Linked DNA regions of Homo sapiens: regions 2 and 3 are each linked to region 1. Evidence: chromatin loops called from intact Hi-C (ENCODE). Cell type or tissue: endothelial cell of umbilical vein. All regions are shown on one strand. Each heading gives the region's core, and the rest is flanking DNA. Links, peaks and the distances in the headings are about the cores only. Region 1 has its middle 160 kb from the start of RERGL. Region 2 has its middle 41 kb from the start of MGST1. Region 3 has its middle 31 kb from the start of MIR3974.

What was found. A loop is a pair of places that touch in the nucleus more often than their neighbours do. Peaks named below come from ENCODE experiments on the same cell type or tissue, not always from the same donor. Only the 100,000 strongest peaks of a DNase experiment are listed, where the experiment ranks them.
Region 2: a loop joins it to region 1, with 12 times the contacts of the local background. A loop is called at or near these places in 2 of 110 quality-filtered maps.
Region 3: a loop joins it to region 1, with 7 times the contacts of the local background. A loop is called at or near these places in 7 of 110 quality-filtered maps.

What each region holds. Positions count from the first base shown.
Region 1 is chr12:17,923,269-17,933,962 of GRCh38, reverse strand. No RefSeq gene overlaps it. Among named protein-coding and RNA genes, the nearest start is that of RERGL, 160 kb to the left of the region's middle. In endothelial cell of umbilical vein, for the core only: a CTCF peak has its summit at 4,775 (motif pointing right); a DNase peak (open chromatin) is centred at 4,792; H3K27ac peaks cover 2,763 bases.
Region 2 is chr12:16,383,531-16,394,224 of GRCh38, reverse strand. It overlaps a transcript of MGST1 not described here. Among named protein-coding and RNA genes, the nearest start is that of MGST1, 41 kb to the right of the region's middle. RefSeq lists an enhancer at 10,681-10,694. In endothelial cell of umbilical vein, for the core only: a CTCF peak has its summit at 8,032 (motif pointing left); a DNase peak (open chromatin) is centred at 7,974.
Region 3 is chr12:17,636,569-17,647,262 of GRCh38, reverse strand. No RefSeq gene overlaps it. Among named protein-coding and RNA genes, the nearest start is that of MIR3974, 31 kb to the left of the region's middle. In endothelial cell of umbilical vein, for the core only: a CTCF peak has its summit at 5,050 (motif pointing right); a DNase peak (open chromatin) is centred at 5,052.

The sequences.
Region 1 (10,694 bases), core at 1,855-6,854:
TTATTTATTTATTTTGGTAGCCACATATCAAAATTTATGACATTCAAAAAAAAAAAAACTGCATATATGGGGAAAATTAGAAAGTGAGTCAACATTCCCAGGGAAAGGTAAAAGCTCAGAAAACACCTAAGAAGGCCTTAATTTATATTTCATGCTAATCCTTGGCACAGAGACATTCTAAAACAATAAAAAAAAAACAAACAAAAGAAAAAACAATAACAGAAAGCAACAAATTCTATGGAAGGATGTGAATTTGATTTTCAAAGTTAGCATGCTTTTATTTTATTTTATTTTGTTATTTTTTTGAGACATTCTTGCGCTCTTCCCTAGGCTGGAGTACAGTGGCATGATCTTGGCTCACCGCAACCTCTGCCTCCCGGGTTCAAGTGATTCTCCTGCCTTAGCCTGCTGAGTAGCTGGGATTACAGGCACTCACCACATGACTGGCTAATTTTTGTATTTTTAGTAGAGATGAGGTTTCACCATGTTGGCCAGGCTGGTCTTGAACTTCTGGCCTCAAGTGATCTGCCCACCTTGGCCTCCCAAATTGCTGGAATTAGAGGCATGAGCCATTGTGCCTGGCCCTAGATTTAAATGTCTATCTTTTAGCCAAAAAAAATATAAAGCATACAGAAAAGTATTGTCCTTTCAAGTGCAAAATAATCAGAAATTATCCCTGAAAAAGACCTGATGACAGATCTACTAGACAAATATTTAAAACAACGTCTTAAAGATGTCTAGCTCAAAGAACTAAAGAAAGATGCGGACAATGTTAATAAAACAATGTTGGAAGAAAATAAATATATTAATAATGAGATAGAAAACCTCCTAAAAAGAAACCAAAAGAGATACATTACCTGAAAAGTACAACAATTGAAATAAAAAAGATTATTAGAGAGACTTAGAGGCAGATTTATGCAGGATAAAAAAAGAGTCAGGGAACTTCACAGGACAATGGATATTATCAGGTCTCAGGAACAGAAAGAAAAAAAACAGAAAACATAAACAAAACTGAAGGTATCTGTGTAACTGGAGAAAAAATTAAGACCAACACGTACACTGTAGGAGTTTCAAAAAATATTTTAAATAAAAGGACAGAGAAAATATTTGAAGAAATAATGGCTGAAAACTTCCCAAATTTAATAAAACATGTGAATTTAAACATCTAAGAAGCTCAACATATTCCAAGATAAACTCAAAGAGACCCACAAAGACACATTCAAGATGGCAGAGAAACCTAATCAAACTTTCAAAAGTTAAAGACACAAATAGAACATTGAAAGCAGCAAGAAAGAAACAACTCATCGTACACAAAAGATTATAAATACACTTATAATCAGATTTCTTATCAGAATTTTGAAGGCTAACAGGCAGTAGGCCAATATATTCCAAGTGCTAAAGAAAAAACAAACAACAAAAAATATTGCAATCAAAAATCCAATATCCAGCAAAACTGTTTTTCAAAAGTGAAGGAGAAATAATATGTTCCCAATAAACAAAAGCGGACGGAGGTTTACCCTGAAAGAAAGGCTAAAGGGAATCTTACAGGGTAAAATGGAAGGACACTAGACAGTAACTGGAAGATGTGGGAGGAAATAAAGATCTCAAGCAAGGCAGGAGAGTCAGAAGTACAAAATGAATTTCACTAGCTTACACTCAAGGTCTCAGCAGGGCCACACTCTCTCCAGAGGTTCTTGGGGGAATCCATTTCCTGCCTCCTCTTATCTGGTGGCTTCTGGTGGCTGCCATCATTCATTGGCTTTTGGCTGTATTACTTCAATCTCTGTATCTATGGTCACATTGCACTTTCTTCCTTTGTGTGAATTCTCTCTCTGCCTCCCTTTATCTAAAGACATTTGTGATGGCATTTGGGGCCTACCTAAGTAATGTAGAATAATTTCTCCATTTCATCATTTGTAACTTTATCACATTTACAAAGTCTCTTTTACCATAAAAAGTAACATTCAGAGATGCTAGGAATTGGGATGTGGATATCTTGGGGATAAATTTTTAGCCTGTTATAGGCATCAAACTTTCCCAACCATACTGATTATTTCTGAGCTGGCACTCCCTCTTCATCACATAAGTGGCTAAAATAAGTTTATGGTTTAATACCTGTCATGCATATGTGACCTTTTAAATTCTACAAGTTGAATTGGTTTTCTTAAGAGTTTAATCATAGACTGTGGGATCGAGATTCAAACTTCAAACTGCATATATTCAAAAATTGGCTCATCTATAAACAAGGTGTCTGAACTTGGGGTGTTCATTTAAACTCTTGTTGCCACAATTTCTTCATTTACAAATGAAAATAATTATTTCCTAAATCAGATGTGAGGATTAAAATAATTCATGCATGTAAAGTGCATGCAATAGTATGTAGCGCATTGAAAAGAATTATTATCAAATTAAAAAAGAAAACACATTGAATCAACAAGATTCTTAGATTTCCTTCTCTCTAGTCAATATAATTACTAGTGTTTCACTATTTCTTTGTTTTTCACACCCTATGACTAAGGTGTAAGTGAGATGTTTTGTAAAAATAAATATAAAGATATATATTTTCTTTTTGAGATCCAAAAAAAAAAAAAAAGAAAATTTATCTGGGAGACTGTATATTTGACTTGAAATTCTTTTAACTAACTTGAACCACGAAGTTTTAAACCAAGCATTTGTCATTAACAAAATGTAATGTGTATTTTTATCAGACATATCGATTTTCTTTTTTTTTTAAAGCAGAAGCTGTGATCGGGAAAAGTAACATAGAATTTGTGCCTTCAATTCTTCAATTGCTAAAAGCACTAATTTCAAAACGTTTAATGTGTGCTTACCAATATTTAAAAAAATAACTTTTTAAAGCCTTATAGGTCTTATTTACTTTAACTTGCTGTTGACATTTTGGTATATCATTTGATTTCTATTAACTTTTTAGATAATAATATTTCAATTTGTGTATGATAATCTGTACTGTCCAATAGTTCTTCCATGATTGTCTTCACGGAAGGCTAGTACTTCAGAAATGGTCATATCTGCAGTACCCAAGCTATTAGCCACTTGTAGCTACTGCACTCTTGAAATGTGGCTAGATTGACTGAATCACTGAATTTTAAATTTCATTTATTTATTTATTTATTTTGAGACAGAGTTTCGCTCTTGTCACCCAGGCTGGAGTGCAATGGTGCAATCTCGGCTCACTGCAACCTCCGCCTCCAGGGTTCAAGCGATTTTTCTGCCTCAGCCTCTCAAGTATTAGTGGCTATGATACTAGGCAGGACAGATCTAGATTTAAATCTAACTATGTTGAAAAATACACTTAATTATTTCATATTTATATTTCTGAATATTATTCAACTCAGTGACCTAAATGACACTCTGGGCTTCAGCGTGGTGTAGAGGAATGATAAATAAATATTTTGTTTATACTCTAAGATTGACTTTAATGAGAAAGCTTTTTTGGAGAAAAATTTTTTTTAGGACTGTGGAAATACACATTTTTAAAAAGCTTTCTATATGTTGGTACCACAGAATTATGAAAAAATAAGATATCATAGTGGGAAAAAGGTAATGATAAAATATGAAAATACTATAGTGTTTTATTTGGTAAAAACTAAAGAAAACACAATTCAAAAATTAACAATTTATAAAAACTCAGGCACAGAGTTTTTAAGACAATGAAAATATTCTGTATGATACCCTAATGGTGAATATATATCATACATTTGTCCAAGCCTATAGAATGTAAAACACCAAGAGTGAACCCTGATAAATGTAAATTACAGGCTTGGGGTGAATGCATATGTGTCAATGTAGGTTTATCAGTTGTAACAAATGTTCGGTGCTGATAGGGAATGTTGACAATGGGAGAGGCTATTCATGTGTGGGATAAGAAGCACATGAGAAATTTTTGTGTCTTCAGCTCATTTTTGCTGTGAACCTAAGACTGCCCTAAATAAACTCTATTAAAGTAAATATATATATACCTGGAAGCATCTATATGAGTTAGATAAGGCAATCTTTTAGATTAATTTTAGCAAATATTTCCATATGTATGAAATAAAGATTGAATTACTGCTGTAGTATAAAGAGCTACTCATTGTTAGGGTCAGAGTTAAACCACATGTTCTGATGCTGCATTCTGTTTATTTTTTATATATAATTTCTGCAAATACATCTGTAGCAATAAAGTAAATGATATTCTAAAACAAAGTATTTGTCTTATTCATCACACCAACCTAACAAAATCTAGTTTTCATAAAATTTGCACTTCTTGCAAATTGTCTGCAGACAGCACTTGATAATAGTATCTGAAAAGGTAAAAACATTTGATAAATATATTAGAATCATAACTATTTGATTATGTTTAGTAATAAATATATTACTACTACTCTAAAGATAAATGGAAAAAAAGCATACTTTGGAGTCAGCTTTCCAAAAAATAAATAAATTACAGAAAGTCCTTTCATAAGTCAGAAATGTTGAATAAACTTAAATGATAATACTAAATAACCATACAAAATAAATGTACAAGCAATTCATAAGTTAAAAAGAAAGGAATTCCAATTCTAAAGGTAAACACTTTCTAAAATAATACTTTAATTTTTGTTGAATGAATAAAATATAGATCTTTTTCAGTTGATTTGTTTTTGTGGATATCTGATCTCATGTGAAATGTTGATTCCAGTCCTTTTGAAGCCATTTCCTTACTTTAATTGCATTGCAAAGGTGATTCACAAAGTAAGCATACATCGCATGCCAGAAATACAGACCTCATGATTCATAAGTTTGGATCATTTTCCTTCAAAGGCCAAAAGATGGTGCTGCTGTGTAGCTGAGTTATCATTCCTCAATAATCAATAGGCTTTCACCGTTTAATTCCACTGCTAAAATGGCGGAAATACATCTGTCATAAGAGCAAGTAAAACAGATCTAAACATGCAGTGATACAAATCAGTGGCAAATTAACTTAGGGTGGTACCCAATGATAATTGGATTTAGTGAAATCTGACAGTTGTATAGTAGCAAAGAGATTTATAGTCTCTTTTTGTGTTCTGAGAATTCAGTTTAGATACTCCTTGTAAAGAAGTTACAGATTAAGGAGAGAGAGAATGAGTCTTTGAAGAAATCAGTCACCTTATGAGGCTGGTCTAATGAGTCAAGTATTATATTCTCATTTTACAAATTTAGTAATTTTGTCATACCAGAATAAACCTCAAAATTGTTATTTCAAAACTATAAACTCGGTATCATTATGACTAAACCATAATACTATTCATTGCTGTCAGTATATTATTCAAAGCCAGACTTTTCCTGTTTTATTAATTTTAATTGTTATGCTTTATCACATCTGTATAGTCATTGTTTTCAAAGTGAAATAATTCTACATGGCTTATAATAGGGAAAAATTAAGAAAAAAATTCCCTCACACTTAGAGAATTCCAAATCTTCACTCCTGAGATGACATCATTAAGAAAAGTTTTCTTTCTGTATCGTATTATGCTATATGTCAAAAAAACATGATTATTCTATTATTTCTTGATTTGCTAGTGTTAGATGTATCTATTGACTTTCTAATGCAGAAGAGTTTTCTATTTACTCTACTTCATACACAAGAGAGTTGTGCCATACTTTTTATTTAAATTAATAATTAGTGTTTTTATTATGATTGTGTGAACACTATTCACAGTTGAACTATATATACAGTGTACTTTGATTACTCCTGATTTCTGTACAGTTTTGTGTTTTCTAGGAGATTATAGTCTATAGTGTTTTCTTAATACTGAGTATTTGTTACAATAGGTAATTTATAATCTATCTCCAATCTCTACTGAAGTATTAATTTCTCAACACATTTAAATACATACTCTGGTTAATCAACTAGTTTTTCTAGGAAGCATTATTCCTGGAATCCTCTATTCTTCCTTGGTGCTGAGGAATACTACATGCCTTTCTTCCTAAAATGTTTTCTTTCTGTCATTATTTACCTTTATCCAGTGTTGATTTTTTGGTTTGGATACTCATTTTCCCTGTCTTGCTTGCTCAGTTTTCCAGTTTCTTATGAAAAGTCCATGTAAAGTAAACTGACATGATTATCTCACGCTGCCTTTATTTTAACCTAAAATTGATTAATACATTTCTCTCTCAGATTTTGAGGTATTTCTCTATTGTCTTTAGGAAATTAGTGCTTCTATTGATAAAATTAATACTCATCTTTTAAATACTTTTTAGATAACATGTTTTATTTTCTGGAAATTTAAAAATTTTATTTTTTGTAATTCATGTTATTTTGAAATTTTATGGTGTTGAAACTCAATGTATGTCTGCTTTTGTTAATAATCTTACTTGTCTCTTTGAACTCTTTCAAAGTAGAAATTCATTTTTCTACTCTCTAATCTCAGATATACCTGACAATTTTGAGTTCAAATTTCATTTAAAATTCTCTATAGATTAAATCACCATTTTCTTCTTCTATTATGGTAAGGTAGTTATTCTAATATGTGTCATCAGAATGTATCTAAAGGTCGAACTGTTGCTTGTATATGCTTTCTTTTAACATTTTACTTTAATTTCTTACAGAGGTATAATTAACATACAATAAGCTGTGCATACTCAAAGTGCACAATCTGATAAATTTTCGTGTATGTACACAATGGAATCAACCATAACCACAGTAAAGACCATGAAAATATCCACAGCCCCAAATGGTTTTTTTTTTTTTTTTTTTTTTTTTTTTTTACTAGCAATCTACTTAGGAGTTAGAAGTGTAAATTTTTTACATGTGTATACTGTATTTGTGGTGAAGCCTTTAATAGTTGAACATTGTACATAACATAATTTTTCAAACCTCACCTACCTCCCACCCTCTCATCTTTTGGAGTGTTCAATGTCTATTATTCTACTCTGTATGTTTATGTGTACTCATTACTGAGTTACCACTTATAAGTAAAACATGCAGTATTTGACTTCCCGTTTATGAGTTATTTCACTTAAGATGATGGCCTCCAGTTCCACCTATGTTGCTGCAAAAGACATGATTTCATTCTTTTCATGGCTTAGTAGTAGTCTGTGGTGTGTGTGTGTGTGTGTGTGTGTGTGTGTAATGCATATTTTTATCCAATCATCTACTGATGACCATTTAGGTTGATTCCATATCTTTGCTATCGTGAATAATGCTGTGATAAAATTACAAGTGCAATGTCTTTGTGATGTAATTTTTGTTGTTGTCATTTGTTTTTATTCCCTTTGGGTATATACCCAGTAGTGAGACTGCTGGATGAACTGGTAGTTCTATCTTTACTTCTTTGAGAAATATCCATACTGTTTTCCAGAAAGGTTTTACTAATTTACATTCCCATCAACAGTGTGTAAGCATTCTCTTTTCTCTGCATCCTTGCCAACACCTGTTATTTTTTAACTTTTTATTAATAGCCATTTTAAATATCTAAGATGATATTTCGTTGTGGTTTTAATTTGCATTTCTCTGATGATTAGTGATTTTTTTAATGTTAGTTGGCTGCTTTTATGTCTTTTAAAAATACCTGATCATGTCCTTAGCCCACTTTTTAATGGGGTTACCTGCTTTCTTCCCTTGTTGAGTTCCTTGTAGATTCTGGATATTAGTCTTTTGTTGGAGGCATAATTTGCAAATATTTTTTCCATTTTGTAAGTTATCAGTTTACTCTATTGAATGCTTCTTTTGCTGTGCACAAGCTTTTTCATTTCAATAATCTCTATTTGTCTATTTTTGGTTTTGTTGTGTTTGGTTTAGAATTTGGTCATAAATAATTTTCCTAGGCCAATGTCCTGAAGAGTTTTTTTCTAGGTTTTCTTCTATGATGTTTTTAGTTTCAAGTCTATGTTTAGGTCTTTAATCCAACATAAGTTACTTTTTGTATGTGATGAGAGGTATGGGTCCAATTTCATTCTTTTGCATACGGCTCTCTATTCTATTTCACTGATACTACTGTCTACACTTATACAAGTTCCATGCTGTTTTGATTACTATAGCCTTGCAATATAATGTGATCCTCCAGTTTTGTTCTTTTTGTTTTGCTTAGGATTTCTTGGGCTATCTGGGCTCTTTTCTGATTCCACATGAATTTTATATTTTTTTTTTTCAAATTCTGTGAAAAGTGATCTTGGTAATTTGATAGAAATTGCATTGTATCTGTAGATTTCTTTGGGCAGTATCCAATTCATGAACATGGAATGTTTTTCCATTCGCTTGTGTCATCTATAATTTCTTTCATCAGTGTTTTGTAGTTTTCCTTATGGAGGTTTTTACCTCTTCAGTTAAATATATTCCTAGGCATATTAATTTTTTTATAGCTATTGTAAATAGAATTGCTTTTTCGATAGAGTCCCAGGCTAGATCACTCTTGGTGTATAGAAACACTGATTTCTGTACATTAATTTTATATCTTGAATTTTTAGTGAATTTATTTATTAATTCTAAGAGTTTTTTATTGGATTCTTTAAGGTTTTCTAGATGAAAGATTATATCCCTAGCGAACAGGTTTATTTTGACTTCCTCTTTTCCAATTTGAATGTTTTTTATCTCTTTCTGTTGCCTGATTGCTCTGGCAAGGGCTTCAAGTGCTATGTTGAATAGAAGTAGTGAAAATGGGCATACTTGTCTTGTTCTGGTTCTTACAGAAAATGCTTTCAGCTTTCCCCCATTAAACATGCTGCTGGCTGTGGGTTTGTCATATATTGCCTTTATTTTATTGAAGTATGTTTCTTCTATGCCTAGTTTGTTGAAGATTTTTTATTGTTAAGAGATGCTGAGTTTTATTGAATGCTTTTTCTGCATCTATTGAGAAGATGATTTTTGTCCTTAATTCTATTTATGTCATATATCATATTTACTGATTTGCATATGTTGAACCATACTGGCATTCCTGGGATAAATCCTATCTGATGATGGTGTATTATCATTTTGATGTCCTGTTGCAGTCAATTTGCTGACATTGTGTTAATGATTTATTGCATCTATGTTTATTATGAATATTGGTGTGCAGTTTTATTTGTTGTTATGGTGTCTTTGTCTAGTTTTGGTATCGGGGTGATATTGGTCTTGTAGAATGAGTTAAGGGGAATTTGTTCCTCCTCAATTTTTTGAAATATTTTCAGAAGGACTGAAATTAACTCTTCTTTGTATGTTTGCTACAGTTTAGGTGAGAATTCATCTGGTCCCAGGCATTTTTTTTAATTTGGATTTTTTTCATTACTGCTTCAATCTTGCTACTCCTTATTGATCTGTTCAATATTTATATTTCTTCCTGGTTAAATCTCTGGGAGATTGTATGTATCCAGGAATTTATCCATTTCCTCTAGCTTTTCTAGTTTGTGAAAGTGTAATTGCTTGTGAAAGTATAGTGGCTCAGAATAGTCTATGATTTTTTTTTCTGTCTGTAGTATCAGTTTTATTGTTTCCTTTTCCATTTCTGTTTGTTTGGATCTTCTCTATTCTTTCCTTTGGTAGTCTCACTGGTGGTTTATCAACTTCATTTATCTTTTTGAAGTACCAACTTTTTATTTCATTAATCCTTTGTATTGTTTTTCTAATACTGATCTCATTTATTTTTCTCTGATTTGTTTTTTTTCTTCTGCTTCCCAGGGTTTAATTTGTTCTTGTGTTCCTAGTTTTTGGAGATGTGACATTAGATTGTTAATTTGAGCTATTACTACTTTTTTGATGTAGGGATTTTATGCTATAGACCTCCATCTTTGCACTACTTTTGTTGCCTCTTAAAGGTTTGAATTGTTGTATTTTCATTTTAATTGGTTTAAAAAATGTTTTAAATGTTATCCTAATTTCTTCATTGACCCAGTAATCCTTCCAGAGCATACTGTCTCATTTTCATGTATTTGTATAGTTTCTGAAATTCCTCTTGGTATTGATATCTACCTTTATTCCACTGTGATCTAAGATGATACTTGATATGATTTAGATTTTTAAAAATTTGTTAAGAATTTTATTGTATAATATGTTGCCTATCTTGAAGAATGGTCTATGTTTAAGACTGTATATTCTCTAATTGTTGAGTAGAATGTTCTGTAAATGTCTGTTCACTTGGTCTAAAGTTCAATTTAAGTCCAATCTTACTTTGTTAATTTTCTGCTGTAATGATCTTTCTAGTGCTCTAAGTATAATGTTGGCATCCTCCATTTTTATGTTATTGCTATCTCCCTGTTTTTTTTAGGTATAGTAATATTTATTTTGTCAATCTGGGTGCCTTGATATTGGGTGCATACATATTTAGGATTATTACATTATCTTATTGAATTCATTTCTTTGTCATTATATAATGGCAGTCTCTTTTATTACTGTTTTTGATTTAAAGTTTATTTAATCTTATATAAGTATATCCTACTCATTTTTGCTATCTGTTTGCACGGAATACCTTTATCCAACCTTTCATTTTCAGTTTACATGTGTTTTTATGGGTAAGGTGAGGTTCTTGTAGAAAGTATATAATTTGATCATATTTTATTTCTTTTTAATTTATTCTATTAATCTGTATGTTTTAAGTGGAATATTTAATTCATTTACATTCAAGGTTAATATTAATATGTAAGGCTTTGTTCCTATGTTATTGTTCATTGTTTGCAAGTTTCTGTTTTTTTTTTCCTTTTTTTTTTTTTTTTTTTTGATGGAGTCTTGCTCTGTCACCCAGGCTGGAGTACAGTGACAC
Region 2 (10,694 bases), core at 5,695-10,694, 1.5 Mb after region 1:
TACTATTAATCATTCACTAATTTGAGAAATATGAAAAGTTCTAACAGCATCAAGTGTTGATAAAGATACGGAGCAACAGGAACTCTCACACTTCTGTGGAAGTGTTCTTTAATGCCATCACTTTGGAAAATAGTTTGTAATTACCTAGTGTAATTGGAAATGTGCATATTCTACAGTCCAGTAGTTAGGCCATATAGTCCAGAGAATAGATTTTATGTTAGCATAAGGACACATGTACCTGAATGTTCGTGCCAGCATTATTTATAATAGCAAAAACTAGAAGCAGCCTAAATGTTCATAAACTGGATAAAGAAATTGTGGTCTAGCAATATAGTAGATTACTAAACAAAATGACAATAAAAGACTATACCATTTGATTCAGATTGGGTTTGAATGGAGTTTAACTGATACAGTATCCTGGTAGTTTAAATACATTCCTGGTGTTGAAGTGTAGCAGATACCTCTGGGCCACAGGTCTAAGGAAGGAAAATCAAAATAGTGTGGGTAACATAATGAGCGCAACAGGCTTAGTGCACTGTTAGAATAATATCTGGAATCACAGTGTACTTTCTTTCCTCAAACCCATGTCCCTCAAGATCAGAGGGCATCAAAGGTTTATAACCGTTTTAATTACATCCATCAACTCTGTTACCTGCTGTTTCTCTAGGCCTTGAGTTTGATGAAACAATGTTCCAAATCTGTGGTTTTTCCCTTGCACCTTTGCTGCTACTACTGTCACCACAGTGGCAGTGATCCCAGACTCACTGCTGTTGTGTGAGCAGCCTCTCGTTGCAGGTTTTGCCTGCCCTGAAAGGCTCTGAGAGTGTGGCTATTCCTCCCATAACCTCCTCTTTCACTTTACTCTTTTGGAAATGAGGAAGGAAACTGCAGGAAGCTAAAGCTGCTTCTCTTTCATATGACAGGGTAGGTTTCTCTATTCTTGACATTTTTGGGGAAAACTCTCCTACCACTGTCACCATTCACAGATTTACTGTGAAGCTAAGGAAGCAAAAATATCAGGGCCCCCTTATTTGCACAGGCATCTTCCAAAGGCCTGGCAGGGGCTCTGGCAATGTGTTTATGTGGTCATATGTCTCTAAACAATTTACAAAACTAAAAACAGGAAAGAGTTAAGACCACTGTCTATTCTCATTTTAACTTCCCCCTTATAAAACTTCAACTCATGATGGGTGACATTAGAATGGCCAAGAGCATTTTCTATATATGGTTAAGGGGAACTTGAGCTGGGAGTGCATTTCTAAGGTGTTTTAGTGGGATATAGATAAATGTCTATACCTATCTACCTACTATCTCTCTAGGTCCCTCTAGATAGATACAGATACAAGTAATTATATAATAGATATAGACAGTTATATATATACAAAAATGTATATTTCAATCTATCTATATATCTATCATATGTATACAGATATATCTTTGTATATATCCAGATAGATATATCTTTGTATATATCTAGATAGATATAGAGACATACAGAGATATAGAGACAGGAAAATAACTTGGCCGTATTCCAAAATGACTAGAAGACTATAAAGCCATATCCCAAAATGACTATAAGACTATAAGCAATATCTGTTTTTCTTATTTCTGGAACAAAAGTGAAGGACTGGAGTTGAGATTATGACTTGAACATATATTATTGTGTCAGGCATTCAAACTATGTACATACTGGGAGAAAAATGAAACTGAAATGTATGGAACTACCAGTTAGCCTGGGGAACATTCTTCCAGAAAGTTTACAGATAAAGAAATTTGATAGAAATCTTTCTAAATTTGTCAACAGTCCTAAAAGTTTGCATGATATTACTGAGAAAGTAATAAAACGAAACTTTCTGAGAGTGCCAATGAAATTAACCATGCTAGAGGCTAGTGGAAAGAATTATCTTGTTCTTACTATAGGAAATCAAATTACACAATCATCGTCATGTGAAGAGGCAATCAAAGAAGACGCAATGCAAATACGCAAAAAAGAATTCTAGAGATAAGATTGACAAGTAAAAATATTGCTCTTCAAAGCTGGAAGCTTCACATCACCCAACTTCAAATGATATTACAGGGCTACAGTAATCAAAACAGCATGGTAATGGTACAAAAAGAGACACATAGACCAATGGAACAGAATAGAGAGCCCAGAAAAAAGGCCACACACCTACAACCATTTGGTCTTTGACAAAGCTGACAAAAACTAGCAATGGGAAATAACTCCCTATTTGGTAAATGGGGCTAAGATAACTGGCTATCCATATAAAAAAGATTGAAACTGGACCCCTTCCTCATGCCACATACAAAAATCAACTCAAGATGGATTAAACACTTAAATGTAAAACCCAAAACTATGAGAACTTTGGAAGACAACCTAGGCAATACCTTTCTGGACACAGGAATGAGCAAAAATTTCATGATGAAGATGCCAAAAGCAATTGCAACAAAAGCAAAAATTGACAAATTGGATCTAATTAAACTTAAGAGCTTCTGCACAGCAAAATAAACTATCAACTGAGTAAACAGACAATGTGCAGAATGGGAGAAAATATTTGCAAACTATGCATCTGACAAAGGTCTAATATCCAGCATCTATAAGTAACTTAAATTTACAAGAGAAAAACAGACAACCCCATTAAGAAGTGGGCAAAGGCATCAATAATACACTGGATAAAGAAAATGTGGCACATATACACTATGGAATACTATGCAGCCATAAAAAATGAGTTCAAGTCCTTTGCAGGAACATGGGTGAAGCTGGAAATCATCATTCTCAGCAAACTAACACAGGAACAGAAAACCAAACACTGCATGTTCTCACTCAAAAGTGGGAGTTGAACAATGAGAACACATGGACACAGGGAGGGGAACATCACACACCAGGGCCTGTCGGGGGGTGGGGGGAAAGGGAAAGGGGAGGGAGAGCATTAGGACAAATAAATAATGTATGTGGGGCTTAAAACCTAGATGATGGGTTGATAGCTGCAGCAAACCACCGTGGTACATGTATACCTACATAACAAACCTGCTCGTTCTGCACATGTATCCCAGAACTTGAAGTAAAATTGAAAAAAAAAAAAAAGAAGTGGGCAAAGGACATAGACATTTTCCAAAAGAAGACATACATCTGGCCAACAAGCATATGAAAAAAGTTCAATATCACTGATCATTAGAGAAATGCAAATCAAAACCACAATGAGATTTCACCTCACACCTGTCATAATGGCTATTACTAAAAAGTCAAAAAATAAAAGATGCTAGAGAGGTTGTGGAGAAAAGCGAACACTTATGCACTCTTGGTGGGAGTGTAAATAAATTCAACCATTGTGGAAAGAAGTGTGGCGCTTCCTCAAAGAGCTAAAAACAGAAATACCATTTGACCCAGCAATCCTATTACTGGGTCTATACCCAGAACAATACAAATAATTCTACTATAAAGACATACATGTGAATGTTCATTGCAGCACTCTTTACAATAGCAATGACAGGGAATCAACCTAAATGCTCATCAATGACAGACTGGATAAAGAAAATGTGTACATATACACCATGGAATGATGTACATTATGTAGCCATAAAAAGGAATAAGAACAAGATTGTGTCTTTTATTGGAACATGGATGGAGCTGGAAGCTATTATTCTTAGCAAACTAGCACAGAAACAGAAAACCAAATACTGCATATCCTCACTTATAAGTGGAAGCTAAATGATGAGAACACATGGACACAAAGAAGGGAACGACAGACACTGGGGCCTACTTGAGGGTGGAGGGTGGCAGGAGGGAGAGGAGCAGAAAAGAATAACTATTGGATACTAGGCTTAGTGCCTGGGTGACAAAATAATCTGGACAACAAACCCCCAAGACATGAGTTTGCCTATATAGCAAATATGCATATGTTTAGAGTTTAAACAAATACTGTTTTTTTCTATAATTTGTAGCATGTGTTAGCTTTCTAAAGTGGACAATTTTTTTAAAAAATTCTCTACCCAGTTTAATATTTTAAATTGTTCTTTTTTTTTTTCCCCTGAGGTGCCCTCAAATTACATAAGGTTTAGGCCCCATAAAACCTGTATATGCCCCTGCCTCTATTACATTTCCTAACCAGAGAAATGTGTAAATGTCAGTCTTTGCTGGAGTTATTCTGACAAGATGTATTTAGGGCCTCCCTTTTGGAGCGCTTGCCACATAAATGTGAACATATCAAAATGAGCCTTCGTGTGTGAAATTTCAACCCTCTGACGGATGGAGCTGCAGTCTGTATTGCACTTCAACTCCCTTTTCACAAGAGCATTGCTCTCTTTTTCTCTTTTTCTACTTACGCAATCCTGCCTCACTCTTCATTACAACTTCCCCTTGGGAGCACCTGATCCAGTGCTTCTGGCTCTCATCACTCTATTTTGCCTCTACCGAGAGATCTCATGCCTCACTCCCAGCCACCTCTGCAAGCTCTTACTATGAAAACTCCAATATTGCTCACTAAACACGTGTTCATACTTCAAACCCCAATGAGTCAGCATCAGCTAATAACACCCTTCTTTCACATTCCAAACTCTCCCTCCATCTGGAATCCTTGCTTCTCTGTAGTCCCTCCTATGAGGTACTCATGTCATATTGCTGCACCTACCAGACCAAGGAAATCCAGGGAAACCCCATTTTTCTACTGGCTATCCTAAGAAGGGCAGGGAAAACCCAATATTTTAAATTGAAATTTCAAGAGTTTGGAATTTCAAGAGTAAGCAATGTTCCGTGCCGTCAATTTGACCCGACCCATGGAATCACAAAAAAGACAAAAAGAGACCTTATTTATTTTAGTTCAACTACAGTCTGGTTTAAATGGTCTTCTATAAGCAAAACAGGACACTTAACCACTATTCTCAACATTATTTTTAGGCAAGTTGTGCTCTTGCATTACAAATAACTGGCTCAATAAATGACTGTTGAGATACAAACTGTTGATGCATCGAGTAAACAAACTATTTCTTTTCAGTTTGTGAAGCTAAAATTTCCTTCTGTTATTTCTGTAATTGGAGCTGGTTGCTGGGTAAGCCATCACATTATCTATCACCTAGGTGTCACTATGGCTAATTATTAAAACGAATCCCAGTGCAAGGTATTTACCATCCCTATGCCACCTGTATTTGTCTTCAGATACGCAAAGTGGCACTTTACAAGATTAACTTAATTTCCCCAAGAAGGTTCAGAAGCTGAACTTCAAGAAGCATTCCTTCTCTATTGCTGTTGCTTCCTGGGATCATCCATGGTTTTCTGTTTTAAAGTGGCCTTCATCTGAGATTCAGTGTAGTTGCTCAGTGGAAGGTCCAGGCCTGGCCTAGAGCAGGAGTTCTGGAAGGACAGAGTACAGCTCCTGCCACATTACAAGAGTCTCCACTCAAGTCTCCTAAAGCTGCCTTAAGCCTCTCCAGTTCCTCGAGGTCCATTAGTTTTAATTTAAGGATGTAGAACTCAGCCTGTGATAATGCCTAGGCCAGTGTCGCTTGAAGGGTTCCACTAAGTGTTTCCAGTGTGTCACAAAATAAATACAGAAATTGAGAGTAAGCATTAAAAGGACACTTATAGCCAGCTGATATTGCTGTGACAACCAAGCATATAGTTAATTAACTGGTTTTAATAAACAGGGAATACAGTAGACACCAGTTATCTGCAAGTGTATATTTCAAGAGTCCAGTTGATGCCTGAAACTGTCAATAGTATCAAATCCTACTGGTAACAACTGGCCCCTGCCAGCTAGTGTGAGCCACCTTCAGCTCCGTGACGATGCTGGTGTAAACCAACCCACTGGGTTGCAAGTCATAGAAAAGCAAACAAGTAATATCCTAGGCCTCCACGTTCACTCCCCACTCACTCACTGACACCCACAGCAACTTCCAATCCTGCAAGCTCCATTTGTGATAAATGCCCTATACAAGTATACCATTTTTAATGTTTTCTACTGTATTTCACTATACCTTTTCTATGTTTAGGTACACAAATACTTACCATTGTGTTACAATTGCCTACAGTATTCAGTACAGTAACATGGTTGGTGCAAAAGTAATTGCAGTTTTTGTCATCACTTTTATGGCAAAAACCGCAATTACTTTTGCACCAACTTAATATGTCTATATACAGTCATGTATTGCTTAACAACAGAGATACATTCTGAGGGATGGATTGGCAGGTGATTTTATCTTTGTGAAAACATCATGGTGTGTACTTCCACAAACCTAGATGGTATGGCCTACCACATACCTAGGCTATATGGTGTAGACTATTGCTCTTAGGCTACAAATCTACGTAGCATGTTACTGTACTGAATACTGTAGACAAATTGTAGTGCAATGGTAAGTATTTGTGTATCTAAACATAGAAAAGGTACAGTGAAATACAGTAGAAAACAGCAGGGTGCGGCGGCTCACGCCTGTAATCCAGCACTTCAGGAGGCCAAGGCGGGCAGATCATGAGGTCAGGAGATCGAGACCATCCTGGTTAACACGGTGAAAACCCGTCTCTACTAAAAATACAAAAAATTAGCCAGGCGTGGTGGTGGGCGCCTGTAGTCCCAGCTACTCGGGAGGCTGAGGCAGGAGAATGGCGTGAACGTGGGAGGCGGAGCTTGCAGTGAGCCGAGATAGCCCCACTGCACTCCAGCCTGGGCAACAGAGCGAGACTCCATCTCAAAAAAAAAAAAAATGGTATACCTGTATAGGGCATTTATCATGAATGGAGCTTGCAGGATTGGAAGTCACTGTGGGTGAGTCAGTGAGTGAGTGGGCAGTGAATGCGAAGGCCTAGGACATTACTTGTTCGCTTTTCTATGACTTGCAACCCAGTAGGTTGGTGTGCACCAGCATCAACATAAAGAGGGGAGTAATGCTTTGCACTATAATGTTAGGACAGCTATGACATCACTAGGTGATAGAAATTTTCCAGCTGTATTATTATCTTATGGGTCCACAGCCATATATATGCTCCATCATTGACCAAAATGTCATTATGCAATGCATGACTGTGCTGTTTTTTTTCCCATTTATACATGTATGTCATGCACTATGATAAAGTTTAATTTATAAATTAGGCACAATAAAATAAAGATTATAAAGTTTGTAAAGTTTAATTTACAAATTAGGCACAGTAAAAGATTTAACAGCAATAACTAGTAACTAATAATAAAATAGAACAATTATAATATGCCAGCATTACTACTCTTGGACTTTGGGGCCATTATTAAGTAAAATACATGAACACAAACACTGCAATGCCACTACAATCGATCTGATCACCAAGCTGGCTGCTAAGTGACTGACAGGGTGGACAGTGTATATTGTGCAGAGACGCTTGATAAAAAGATAATTCACATCCCAGGCCGGATGGAGTTGGAAGTAGATTTCATCACTCTACTTAGAGTGGCACACAATTTAAAACTTACGAGTTGCTTATTTCTGGAAATTTCCATTTAATATTTTTGAACTGCAAGTGACCATAGGTAACTGAAATTGCAGAAAGGAAAACTGAGACAAAGGGGGCCTACTGTACACAGTTTGGGTGTTCGCAAACTCACACAGTGAGCGGCATACTGGTCATATACAGTAACATCAGGCATTGGCCTGCAAAAGATCAGAAGTAAAAACTATTTTTTAAAAGCTAGCTCGTAATTCTTCATGACAGATTGTTTTAGAAGCTTCGGTCTCAGTATTGAGAGTAGGCTGGGAGGCAGGAAAAGTTTAATGATGCAAGTTGGAAAGATCCCAGGACCTCTATAGAGATAATCCTGATTTCTGCACAGTCTGAGTAATTTTCGGCATTGCCATACCCTTGCACTCTAAATCCATGTGCTAGGGCTAAGTTGTGCCGAGTCCTAGCTTGGGTGACATGCCGCTATAAACTGCTTCTTCAGAGCCTGCGGAGCACTTTCCTTCTATCCAGCAGAGTAGAAATAACTTGCCGCGTGTACAGCACTGATGTCCAAAAGAAAAGTCACACAGGGACATCTAGTGGCAATGGGAAATCACCGATCTTCTCCAAAAGAGCTCAAGAATTTCCAAACCACAAACTGCTTGGATACTTTGGACTGGTTTATTGACCAGTGCAAACCTCGCAACCTAGCAAATTTGTCACTGCCTCCGAAGGCAAACAGGCATACAGGGAACTGAAATAGAGCTGGGTAGCCCTGGCCAAAAGGAGCCCACACCTAACGAGCCACTGAAAGACCAAATGAAGCAAAGAGTGAAGGCAGTAGGCAGATTCTTTAGGCAAGTGTGCTGAGAAGAGGGTAGATAGGAGACTCTCATTTTATGGGCAATTACTTCAATACTCTCTAGTTGGCTGTCAAATAGACTTGACTCTTAAGAGGTAGAAAAGACGCAAAACTCCAAAAGAAACTGTATGTATTAAAAGCAGCCCTCCAAACTTGCTGATCTATCAATTAGCATTTGCAGAACTCTTAATGAGAGTTACTTGTGAGCTCCACAGTATCGTGCCAAAGACAAATCAAAGTTAGCCACCCAGATTGAGGAAAAAAAAAAAAAAAAGAAAGCCCTTTGAAAAGAGACGGGCTTCTCCTGGGCTTTGATGGTAGGTCTGAAACTAAAAGAGATACAGTTGCATCAGATTATCATTGTTTGAAACAGACTTTTTCCCAGGCAGATGTGCAAATAAATTGTTAATAAAATAAGTATAAATTTAGCCGGTAAAAATTATAGTGGATTTTACTTGAGAAAAATATTGAAAGCATATAACCACTGATTTTTGCCATTTCTATGTGTAATAAGATCAAATATTATATACAATTCATGCACACAAATGTAGTTTTAAAGAAATCATGTGATTGATGTAACCTCAGAGTTCTTCCTTCACTTCCAACCTCCCTCCACCTAATGACAAAAGAAATTTTAGACTTGCCCCATTCACACTGATTACAATGGTCCATTGCAGCAGAATTCATATTGCAGTTCAAACTATTTCTTATTAAAATTTCTCTTTTCAAGATTCTCCTCCTCTCCAAAATAAAATTTGGGCACAATAAGAACTTTATACTGGGGAGGCGATCTTTAGTTCCAAATTATATTTCTTCCCTGGCTTCTGCTTCTCTGAGTTGCAAATAGTTTCTTCTGATCTGTCCTATCTAAATCCATTCTAGCAAGTCCACGGTGGGTGAAATCCATGGGCTGTTTTCTCAGCATATCTAGCACCTGATACTATTTCCCCTTTCCCACCTAACTCCTGTTCCTTCTTTGGCCTCTACCGTTACTCTACAACTCCACCTATAGTCTCTGCTGTAACCCCAGCTAGAGTTATCCCTCACTACAGGGATCCCTGTGATAGGCCTACTGCTTCGCAGCCATCAGCTGCCTTCTGCATCCCACAAGGAGCATGTCAGAACTCCAGGAAGCTGCGTACAAAAGTACGTCAAGAGATACTTAGGGGTTTTCTCTCTGGAACTCACCCCTGCAAACTACCTGACCAATATTACTATGCTTTTGGGCATCCCCTATTGCACTTAGGTGCCCTGTGATTGGGATTCTTCCCAGAGTTTGGTATAATAAGTGAGATATATTGGTTTTCTAGAGCAATTCATACCAAATTACCACAAACTTAGCGGCTTAAAACATAAATTTATTATCTCCCAGTTCAGGAGGTCAGAAACCTGAAATCAAGTTGTTGGCAGGGTTGGTTCTGTCTGGATTCTCCAGGGCGTCTGTTCCTTGCCTCTCTCCTACCTTCTGGTTGCTTGCAACCCTTGGCATTCCTTGGCTTGGGGCTGTGTAACCCCACTCTCTGCATCTGTCCTCACGTGGACTTCTCTCTGTGTCTCTGCATCTGTTTCCCCTTCTCTTCTAATTATTTGCCATTGGATTTAGAGCCCAATCTAATCCAGAATAATCTCATCGAGATAACCTTAACTTAATTATGTCTGCCCAAACCCTTTTTTCCACAAAAGGTCACATTTATAGGTTCCAAGGATTAGAAGTTGGATACATTTTGGGGGGCAGGAGGGCACATTTAAATCAATTACATGGGGCATATCCTTCAATAGGGTGCCTATCTTCTCACAAAGGCCAGAGATGGGTAAGTTCCCTCAGGGGACCCCAGCAGTATCCCAACCCAAGATCCATTCTCTCTGAACCCCCTCTTTTTGTACCAGAGGAATTTCTACTTTTTGTCCCTTTTCAATGAAGAATTCCCCCTGTTGCACCTGTGTTAATTCCTATTTGTGGGCTTCTTGAATAGAAAATGCCTCCTCTCCTCTTCCCTTTGGTAATAAAGTCTCAGGGCATAGTGTTAATGAAAAAAAATGCAACAAAAACCTGTATGGTTTAAGAAAGAGATTATGCCATTTGTAATCATATTTTAAAATAATATCTGTATTATACATGTGCAGACACACACAGAATAGTATGTTATATTATGATATTGTCCCCACATGGCAACATCTTAACACAAACTTTAAGAAAGAAACTCAGGTCCGGGTATGGTGGCTCACGCCTGTAATCCCAGCACTTTGGGAGGCCAAGGCGGATGGATCACCTGAGGTCAGAAGTTTGAGACCAGCCTGACCAGCATTGAGAAACCCCATCTCTACTAAAAATACAAAATTAACCAGGTGTAGTGGCACATACCTGTAATCCCAGCTACTCAAGAGGCTGAGGCAGGAGAATCACTTGAATCCGGGAGGCAGAGGTTGCGGTGAGCT
Region 3 (10,694 bases), core at 3,052-8,051, 290 kb after region 1:
TATAATCCTGGTTTACCTTTGACCATTTCTTTCTATCCCCCTTGGGAATACCTATACAATGAGAAATTGTATCCAGTGATAGTTTTGCATAAAATTACTGGAATATTTAAAATCAAAAGGCCTTTAATGCCCCACTATGGGTAAGATGAATAGATATCAACCTAGTAGTTTATATTTTTTCAAATCTATAGCTTTAACTGATAGTGTAAATTCGGCTCTTTGTTTAAGCATTCTTCATTCTAAATCCTTCATGATTGGATTTGAATTTGTCCAGGAGAGGATATATTGACTAAATTGAGGGAGCACTTTAAGAGGTTAGGGAGGTGCTAAAGTAGATGTTTTATCCCCTCAAGCATCTGTAACATCCCACCAGCTTAATGATGGCAGCCCCGTCAGTTTCCTCATTTTTTCCTATTTTTCAATAGCCACCTGAAAAACTTCATTCAGCTAAGTCGGTTATCAGGCCCTCTCCCTGCTTTTCTTTTCTTTCTTTCCTTCCACCCATCCCCCATAGTAACATCTTTTTGTATAGCATAAATGTTTTCTTCATCATTCAGCCCCACGCATGATCACTTAGCTAGCAGACCAATTGCTGTTTTTGGAATATTATTTTACTCCCTCCTCTCCTCTCCTCCTCAATGACCCCAAATCCCTGGAGCATAGTTGATATATTTTTGCATCTACCAGGGTTTGTGCAAATAGCATGAATTTAAGTGTGTCAATCTGATCAGGTATAGCCAATCTGGATTGCTTGCACCTATGTACTCTTTTGAAAGTAGTATTGTGGCCAGGCACGGTGGCTCAAGCCTGTAATCTCAGCACTTTGGGAAGCCAATGCGGGCAGACTGCCTGAGGTCAGGAGTTTGAGACCAGCCTGGCCAACATGATAAAACCCCATCTCTACCAAAAATACAAAAATCAGCTGGGCATGGTGGTCCATGCCTGTAATCCCAGCTACTCGGGAGGCTGAGAGGCAGGAGAATCGCTTGAACCCAGGAGGTGGAGGTTGCAGTGAGCCAAAATCCTGCCACTGTACTCCAGCCTGGGTGGCAGAGTGAGACTCCATCTAAAAAAAAAAAAAAAAAAAAAAAAAAAAAAGAAAGAAAGTCATTCCATCTGTTGGTAAAGGAGAGTGTAGGGAGGTTACCTCACTCGGTATAAGCCTTCAGAAACCTTATCATTACCCATTGTTACAAGGTATATATTAAACCATCTGAAAGCCGCTTCTCACAATAGTTTTCCGCCATCTGGAATTGAGACATAACCCCTTTCATTCAAATGTATATAAAATTAGTGACATGCTCCCAAATCACTTCTTTTTTCTGATAATTCATGCTAACAGGAATTCATCAGACTCGTTCTTTGATGTCTTCATAAAGAACCCCAGCTCTAACCAGAGTAACCTCTGGAATCTGAGGTCACCTGGGTTATGATTGAATACAATGTCTTTGTTCAGTAATCAATTAAAAAAAAGTCTTTCTTTTTTTTCTGTTTTTGATGTTTGACGTTTAAAAAGATTTAAAAGTCTGTCTTTTTTTCTGTGTTTGATGAGGACTGCTATCACCAGCTAGGGAATAGCATGGTTTTATAACCTTCTTTAAACTTACATTATTTGTGTATTCACTTAGCTAATCTCCCTAGATCTAAACCTATTTCCCATAAATTCCACTGTTAAATCTTTCCCTCCATAGATGGAGTCAAGGTTTTTGCTACTTCATAACAAGAATACACTATTCCGGCAACAAACCCTCATTATGTTACACCCTCATTATGAAACCCTCATTTCTTATTAAAAAGTGTTTGAGTGATCATAATTTACAGGTCTAAAAGTTAATCATGCCTACTCTACCAATCTGTGTTGTCAAAAAGGGTTGAAATATTAAATCAGACTGAGGATCTTAACCAGGAACCAGATCTGCTCAGGACTCAAATGATACAAGCAAACATCAAGATATTCCCTGGAGGAACTCGAAATTTTCAAATTCAGCTCTCCAAAATATCAATTCTGTTCCAACCTGGTTGGCATTTTGGTGTAGGATTAACTATGAGGTTTATTAGCAATATATGCAAAAGCATTAAACTCAAAAATGAGCCATTTCAATTTTGAAATGTCCCTGCTTTGTATTCCACTAATTTGACAGCTTATGTAACTACTCTTCATTTCCCAGACATTCAAGTTCCACAAACCATAAATCCCAGATTTATCTACAATAAGCAGTCTAGACTGGTCAGGTATATCCACCTAAAATATTTTATAGATAAAGACTCCTAGCATGTTTCCATCAATGCACTCTATTAATATTTGCAAAGAGGTCTGTCCAAAGTCAGACTCCACCCACCACTCCAGTGTCCCTGTATGGAAGGAGTGTGCTACAGGCCTGCTGTTAATTCTTTCCTTCTTATTACTGGATACCCATGAACAATGAGGTTTGTTTCAGTAGTTTTAAACATTTCTGTCTAGAGCCACTTTGACCTTCTAAATAGACGGCCTGGAACAATTTCAAATTAGATAATAGTTTCAATCAGAATAACCTTAAACTGTTTCATAAAAATATTTGAGCAACTAAAACTCCTGACTGAATGAAAAGCCCCATCATTTTACTTCAGTGAATACATGAGAATTATTTGTAATTATGAATATTAGCTGTCTTTTTCAGATCAAATCTTTTACATTAAAACCCATTAAAACACTTGTTTTTTTAAAACATATTTTCAATTAATAGTATAATTCCAGGGAATGGATCATAAACTATGAATTAGTGGAAATTTGAATCAATTCAAGTTTCTTATAACAGTATTTTTTTACTTATTTCAATCTTTGGGAATTAGTTGCCTTATGAACATCTCACTCTTCATTCAGTTTGCTGGCAAATGGCAGGATTTCAAAATTATTTAGCAGTTTTTCCAGAGTGCCTTGTAATAAACCACTAGACCAATAAGATGTATTATAAATATACAAATAAATAAATTTATGAAACTTTGTTACATTATGATAATAAACACATTTATGAAACTTTATATTACGTTATGATATACATCTCATGGATCCAGAGAGCACAGTAGCATATAAAAGATTCTAAAAACTAACATTTCCCCAACTCTTTGACAATGAACATCCTTTTAACAAGCAAGCTGCTGTAGCATCTTCCAGAACTATCATCCTGTATGATAAGCTTCTGGAAATGGATAGTCTATAGAATTGATTTCCAGTTTCTTATTCTAGCATTCAAGTCTTCTTGACTCTCCAAACTTGTCTAGATGCCGCATGCTCTTTTTCAAATTGTCTAGTCTTCTCCTCGCTGTTCCTGATAACACCATTCACAGTCTTTCCTTGGAATCCTGCCTTATTATTTTTGCTGCCCTGATATATTCTTCTCCTTCCTTTCTCCTTCATTATATTTCATACTTCCTTCATCCTTCAGGTCATGTTCTGTTCCCCTGTCAGTCCTCTTGGTTTTTGTGCTTCTTACTGTCCTTACTGATGCCTGTCTTGGCTTGTTTTGATCTTAAATTCATTCATCTCCCTTTCTTATCTCTATTCTATGTTGGGAGATCATCACTTTTGCACGCTACATATTTAGGATCACTTTTCATCAGGCTTCCTACTATTTTCAGCCAATTAAAGACCTGCTCATATGACTGTAGGGTAAGGGTAAAGAAAGTGTCAGAGCTTTTCTCCTTGCTTCTTTAGCAATAGTGGTATCTGCTTCAAAGCTTCCCCTTCACCTAGACTGGTCTACCATGTATAGGCTTCTTTTGGGTGGCCTTGGTCTCTTCCTGTGTGTACTGTCAGTTCTGTCCTTTGATGATCAAGTAGAGGAGTGGTAGCAGCTTCTTGTACTTCCCAGCTTTTGAGTTAGGGTTTCTAATGCATTTCATGACTTGTATCCTAATCTCCTGTATGAAATTCCTTCTCTTTAAGAACGTAGATAAATCACTCCAAGCTGCTATTTCCTATTGTACCTTGGTTGATATACCACCCAAGTATTGTCTGAATTACCATTGGATAACTCCGTTATACTTTTCCATTACTTCTTTAAAATGTATATTGTCCATTTTTCTTTATAACAGGATTTCTGCACCACACTGCTTATGATAAAGATCTGCATGTAATATAAATTCACTGTGTAGAATGATGTTTTGAGATATGCAACAGGAATAGCTGACGATATTGCCAATTTTTGTGATGTGAGGCTGAAGTGGTAAAAATATTTCTGACATTTCTGATATTCTGATAACATTTCTAATCTTTTATTATATTAGTATATAATATATAACATACTAATATATATATTTGCTTTGTATTGCCACAAGCTTGCGCACTTCTAATCTTTATTTCTGTGCTCTAAACACCAATCCTACTTCAAGTCAGTGGTCACCTATTTCTTCAGAAAATTAGTAAATAAATTAATTCTCCCTTGAAATTGCCTCAGGAAACCAGAAGGGATGCTCTGTTTCTGTCTAAACATTTCCAAGGACATTGGCTCATTTGCCCTACTTGATGAACAGTCAACTATAATCTCTGGGTGGCTCATTCTTTTCTGTACAATGCAAAGTATAAAGAAAAATTGGGGGAAAAGCCCACAACACAAACAATTACCACAATCATCACATTTAGGACCCAGAAAGCAACAAATTAGCAGACAAAACACAGAGCTTATCTCAGGTTTCTTCTCATCTGTCTTTCTAACCCATCTCTACTTCTTTTTTTTCCCGTTTTACTCTGTGGAAACCAGTGAATCTACTATATGAAATAACAACAGAAAGTCTGAAATCACAGAAAAAGAGATGCTATCGTGGATTTGCATATACAAGTTAAATAAGTTGTATTTCTCCAAAGCATTCATTGGATTTTATCATCTACTCTGTTCCTTGTTGATTAAGGACGTTTTTTAATAAGCAATATTTTCCTTCTGTTAGGACATGTTTATGTTGCAAGGAGGACTAACACAATAGGAAAATCAATTTTGACTGCTTGCTACGTTGTTTGAGGAGCCCTCTGCAGTTTCTTTCCCGAGAACCAGCGGATAGATTTCTACAAGGTAGCCACTAGGTGGCAGCAGCAATGTAAAAGCACCACCGGCTGTAACTGGCAAATTACGAAGTTGTAGATTGTTTTTTTTGCTTCATCATTTTTGTTTTGCTTCTTTAGAAAACACACACACACACACACACACACACACACACACACACACACACACGCAACACACAAGAAAACTTGTATTACTTATGAAAAGAACGATTAAAAATAACAGTTGAATGTGTTCTGCTTTTTTATGCAAAGGTGAAAGTGAGCAGAGCTTAAATCAGGGACTCTCACGGGTGCCTGATGCTTCCAGACGCGAAGGTGCAAGAATAAACCAAACATCCTCTCAGGTATTTATCATCTAGACCAATTTTAACTTAGTATTTAACACTTGGACTCTTATATAATGGGGAAACTAGCAAAGCAAATCAACCCCCTTTTGGGGGACAGAAAGTTGTATGTTGTTAGAGCCACCACATAGAGTCCAGCATCTTCCACAATATTCAGAATACTCCTAAACTATTTTAAGAACCATTACATGGCACATGTATACATATGTAACTAACCTGCACGTTGTGCACATGTACCCTAAAACTTAAAGTATAATTAAAAAAAAAATAAAATATAATCAAATCTAGATAATTTCCTGTAATTAAATGAAAGCATGTTTTTGTTAATAAAATATTATAAACTCAAAAAAGAACCATTACAAAGCTAGAATCATTCAACAGCACAGTAATATTAAAAAAGTTTATTTTAATGAAATAGGACATATGACATACCTATGTAAAGTGAAATTTTAAAAAGACAACAGGTTATCACATTTACTATAATTTGTTATTTTTTCTCTTAAGCTAATGCATATATTTTGTAAATAAGACCTACACAATATATATATACACGTATATATATATATATATACGTGTATATATATAAAAATATTATAAAGGGTAAAAACCATGACAATGAATTTAGTTAAACCAAATCACACTATTAATACCCAATGACTTTTTTCAGTATCAAAATATAATTTCCAAAGAAACATATAGTTTATTTTATGTAATATATGTTTTATTTTTCCAAAGTAAAGTAGTATGTAATTTGTTTAAAATTTTTTGTCTTAAATCTGATTGAATATTGGCAACATATACACAAATGCTTCCTGGTGTAGTGTTTCAAGAGAGCTAAACTTCTTTCTTCCAGTTTCTACATAGGATTAGGCACAAGATGTGCAGTGGAAATACTGATTATGCCACAAGTTAGCAAAGACTTTGTTATAAAGAGTTCATGGTTTGGTGAGATGTTTTATTCCCATTGTGTTTCTTAGAATATATTCATCAGCATGCTGTAACTGTGAAAATAGATGGGGACACTGAAAATGTGAGTTCCTGCACAAACCACTAAGTAACTTCTGTTCGTAGTTTCTTTTTCTGAAAATTAGTACTTTGTGGTAAGTATAGTTTCATGAAACCCAAGTGAAAATTTTAAGATTCATTCTGTCTGAGGTGAAGCTCTATATTCTTATTTTTAACAAGATATCTATGTGGATCTGCAAATAGGCCAGATTGGGCACCTCTACTCCAGTGCCTTTCAGCACAGCAAATCTGATGCATCTATCCTGAAACTGTGCAGGTGAGTCAGGCTAAGAATGCTTCATTCTTTAGGAGAGTAAAGGTAAAATACTGGCTACTGGCCCATTGTCAACATGATGCTCTATTGAATTATGGTGGATCCCAGTGGGTCCTTTATCAGTATAAATAATCCTTCTGCACGGCTGGGATGCTCCATTATTTTCATCTTCTAAGGAGGTAACAGATATGAGAAGTCGCTGAAGAACAATAGAAGTAAGAGGTACTTTTTAGAGATGAAAGTATAATTAACAAATATCAGACTTTAACTTCATTTAGAGGCGTATTATACCAACTAGAAAGCCAACACTGCCAAAGCTGTCATTTCATTTATTTTTCAAATTTCCAAATATTTGCTACATGAGGATGGTTTAGAAAACTCTCAAGTTCCTATATATTTGCATAAATCCATGGGACACAACTGCTTAGATTAGGAAAGGAGTGGTTGCTTTTATTCTATAACTTTTATTAGCAAATAAGTTACCAATTGGATAGCAAACATTTTCCAACCTAAATTAGAAATGTATTTAATATAAAAATATTCCTTGCAGTACTTAACATTTAAATGCATTGCCACTGTATTATCAGTGAAGTTTCCATTGAGAGTATTGAGACAGAGAAAGAGAAAGAGGGAGAGGGGCATTGGAAGGGGCTTTGAAATCGGGATACAAGAAACAGCCATGGAAAAGCAACCAATTTTCATGATGGTTATAAAACTCACATGGGTACTCATTACCTTGTACATATATCCTTCAATCCTTAATGAAGAGTGCAGTATACTTAAGCAGCAGGATATACTTTTGATATCTATGCTACTTAAGGCAACGTTGAATTAGCATGGGTGGACTGACTTAGTGAGATGAAAACCTACCCCAAATTAGGCCAAACCCTTTGAAGAGATATGGAAATGAGAATGCAAAATCATTGTGAGAAAGGTGGGCTTTTTGTTCTTGCTTCTTTCACATCTCCTTTTCCTACATAGATTTTAAAAATAGCAAAGATTGAAAAATAACAGTATCTTAAGAGTAACAAAAACATCATAGGATGTGGTTTGGTCTAACGGACACAGAAGAACCCTAGATACTATACCTTTGCACTTAGCTTTCAACCTACAATGGAAGAGCATGCACGTTAAACATATGGGCTTTTCAGGTATTTGGGGGAATTTAATGGCATAACTCACTGTACTGAAAGAGAATCACACCTTCAAAATCTTGTAAAACTCTAGAAATATTCTCCAGTAGATTTTTAAGATTTTCAATAAAAGTGTTAATTATCCAAAGACCTGAAGGCTGTAGGAGATTACTTCAGGGATTAAGGTTTTCAGCTCTGAGTTGCAAGTGTATAGCTCATCTATGTTCAGCCACACTGAGCAGTCTCCAGGATTCTCTGGTTGTAGGTGTGAAGGAAAGATGTCAGACAGGTGAACCAGCTCAAAGCTTTAGGCCTGAAAACCTGTAACAAGGATTGCTACCACAAAGCAAAATACAGAACAAATATGACAACTGTAAACAGCAGACACTGAAGTCTACCTGAGGGAGAAGAGTGGGAGGAAGGAGAAGAGCAGAAAAGATAAGTATTGGGTATTGGGCTTAATACCTGGGTGGTGAAATAATCTGTACAACAAACCCTCATAACACAAGTTTACCTACGTAATAAAACAAACCTTCACATGTGCCTCCGAACCTACAATAAAAGTTTTTAAAAATAAGTAAATACAAATCTATTTATTCACTGACATATATTTTGTGTGTACGTGTTTGGTATAAGTAAAAAGCACCTATACCTGTTCAGTGTATAGGCTTATTGAATTAAGAAACCGAGGACAATTTTTTAGATAGAAATATATAAACAATGATGTAAATCTTAGGCACCACAATCTATATGATAAATCTAACCAGTTCTGACCTTGCCGCAAGAATATCCTAGAGTTCTTGAACTTGCAACTTCGTCAATATAACAAGATAATTTTTTGACGAAGATAAAATCCATACTATATAACAAGAACTTTATGCATTTAATCTCACATGTATTTATTACACAAACTACAAATGATATTCCCTGTGTTTAAATACCAATTTCTATTTTCTTTTCAACAGCCATTGCCAGTGTTGTTAAATGCAGTTTTTTCTAATATCCTCTTATGAGAAAAATTCAATTGGGGTATTATTTAAAATGCAAAATATTAGTTCCCATCAAGCTAGGTGTTAGGGAAACCATATATTTAACAAGTGAATTAGGAGGTATTTATATTCAAAGGAGTTTGTAAAATACTGACTAAAGGCTGAGAGCAGTGGCTTATGCCTGTAATCCCAGCAGTTTGGAAGGCTGAGACAGGTGGATCACTTGAGCCCAGGAGTTTGAGATCAGCCTGGGAAACACGGTGAAACCCCATCTCTACAAAAAGTACAAAAATTAGCCAGATGTGGTGGCATGCACCTGTAGTTCCAGCTACTCAGGAGGCTGAGGTGGGAGGATCGCTTAATTCCTGTAGGTCAATGCTGCAGTGAGCCGTGATAGCACCATTGCACTCCAGCTTGGGAGACAGAGTGAGATCTCATAAAAAAAAAATTGAATTACCTATCTGGAAAAGAAAAGAAAAGAAAAGAAAATACTGACTAAGGGAACAGTTCTGAAATAGTCTATTGCCTTCTCCTATACTCTACTTTGTTTTTCTCCCACCCAGCTTCTAGTAGTTAAATGCCTTATTTTGGTTATTCAACGTGCAACCTTCTTCCCAATTTGGTAGAGTCAATATTGTGTGCGAAACTGGTAAGATCCTATACCCTGCTATTACTTTGCAGGACACAGGGAGCCCAGCAAATCTTACCCAACCTCAACATTCCCAAGAATAAAGAGAAAGATGGACATTATAAATCTATAAATCCTGTGGATTTTAGACTTCACGAACCAATCCCTTTATGCTATTCCAAGCCTACTGTACAACGCACATTGTTCAACCTAGATTTGTGCTCAGAAAGGATGATTTGGCTTCCATGGAAAATTGTACTTTCCCCTATAGATTGTTGGTGGGAATGTGGAAAGTGCAGACACTATGAAAAACAGTATGGAGGTTCCTCAACAAAATTTTAAAAATAGGGCTATCATATGATCCAGCAATTCTTCTTCTGGGTATATATTCAAAAGAATTAAAATCGCGATCTTGAAAAGACATTTGCACCCTAATTTCCTAGCAGCATTATTCACAATAGCCAAGATATGAAAACAACTCAAAGCCCATTGACAGAAAAATGGATAAATAAAATGTGACAGTTACATAAAATGAAATACTATTCACCTTTAAAAAAGGAAATACTATAATTTGCAACAATGTGGATAAACCTAAGACATGATGCTAAGTAAAATGGGCCAGTCACAGAAAAAAAACTCACAACTACTGCATAATTCCATTTAGATGAGATATCTGAAATAGTCCAACTAATAGAAACAGGGAATAGAATGGGTTGCAGGGACAAGGAAGGAGGAAATGGGAAATTGTTGCTCAGTGGGAATGAAGTTTCACTTATACGAAATGAATAAATTCTAGAGATCTGCTGAACAACATAATACCTATAGTTAACAATACAGTATTTTGTACTTCAAAATGTGTTAAGAGAATAGATTTCATGTTATGCATTCTACACACACACACACACACACACACACACATACACACACACCCCACAAAATAACACAAGGACATTTTTGGAGGTGACAGATATATTTGGAATCTTGATTCTGGTGGTGGTAACATGGCGGTATATGTATGTTCAAATTCATCAAAATGTATACGTTAGGTTTGTGCAAAATTTTTGTACATCAATTATACCTCAATAAAGCTTAAAATTTTATGGGAAATTCTGCATCTGTTGCAGCTTCCTGAGTCTCTTATTCAGGTGGTGAGTGCCTGTCACTACATTCACCTGGTATACTGAGCATTTCTTCATGACAGAAGGGGGTGTTTTAATGTTCTATTAGGTGTAGTTCAAAAATCTCTCTCACTGAGAAGAAAAAGGGAGGATTTCTGCACTTGTAGGTCC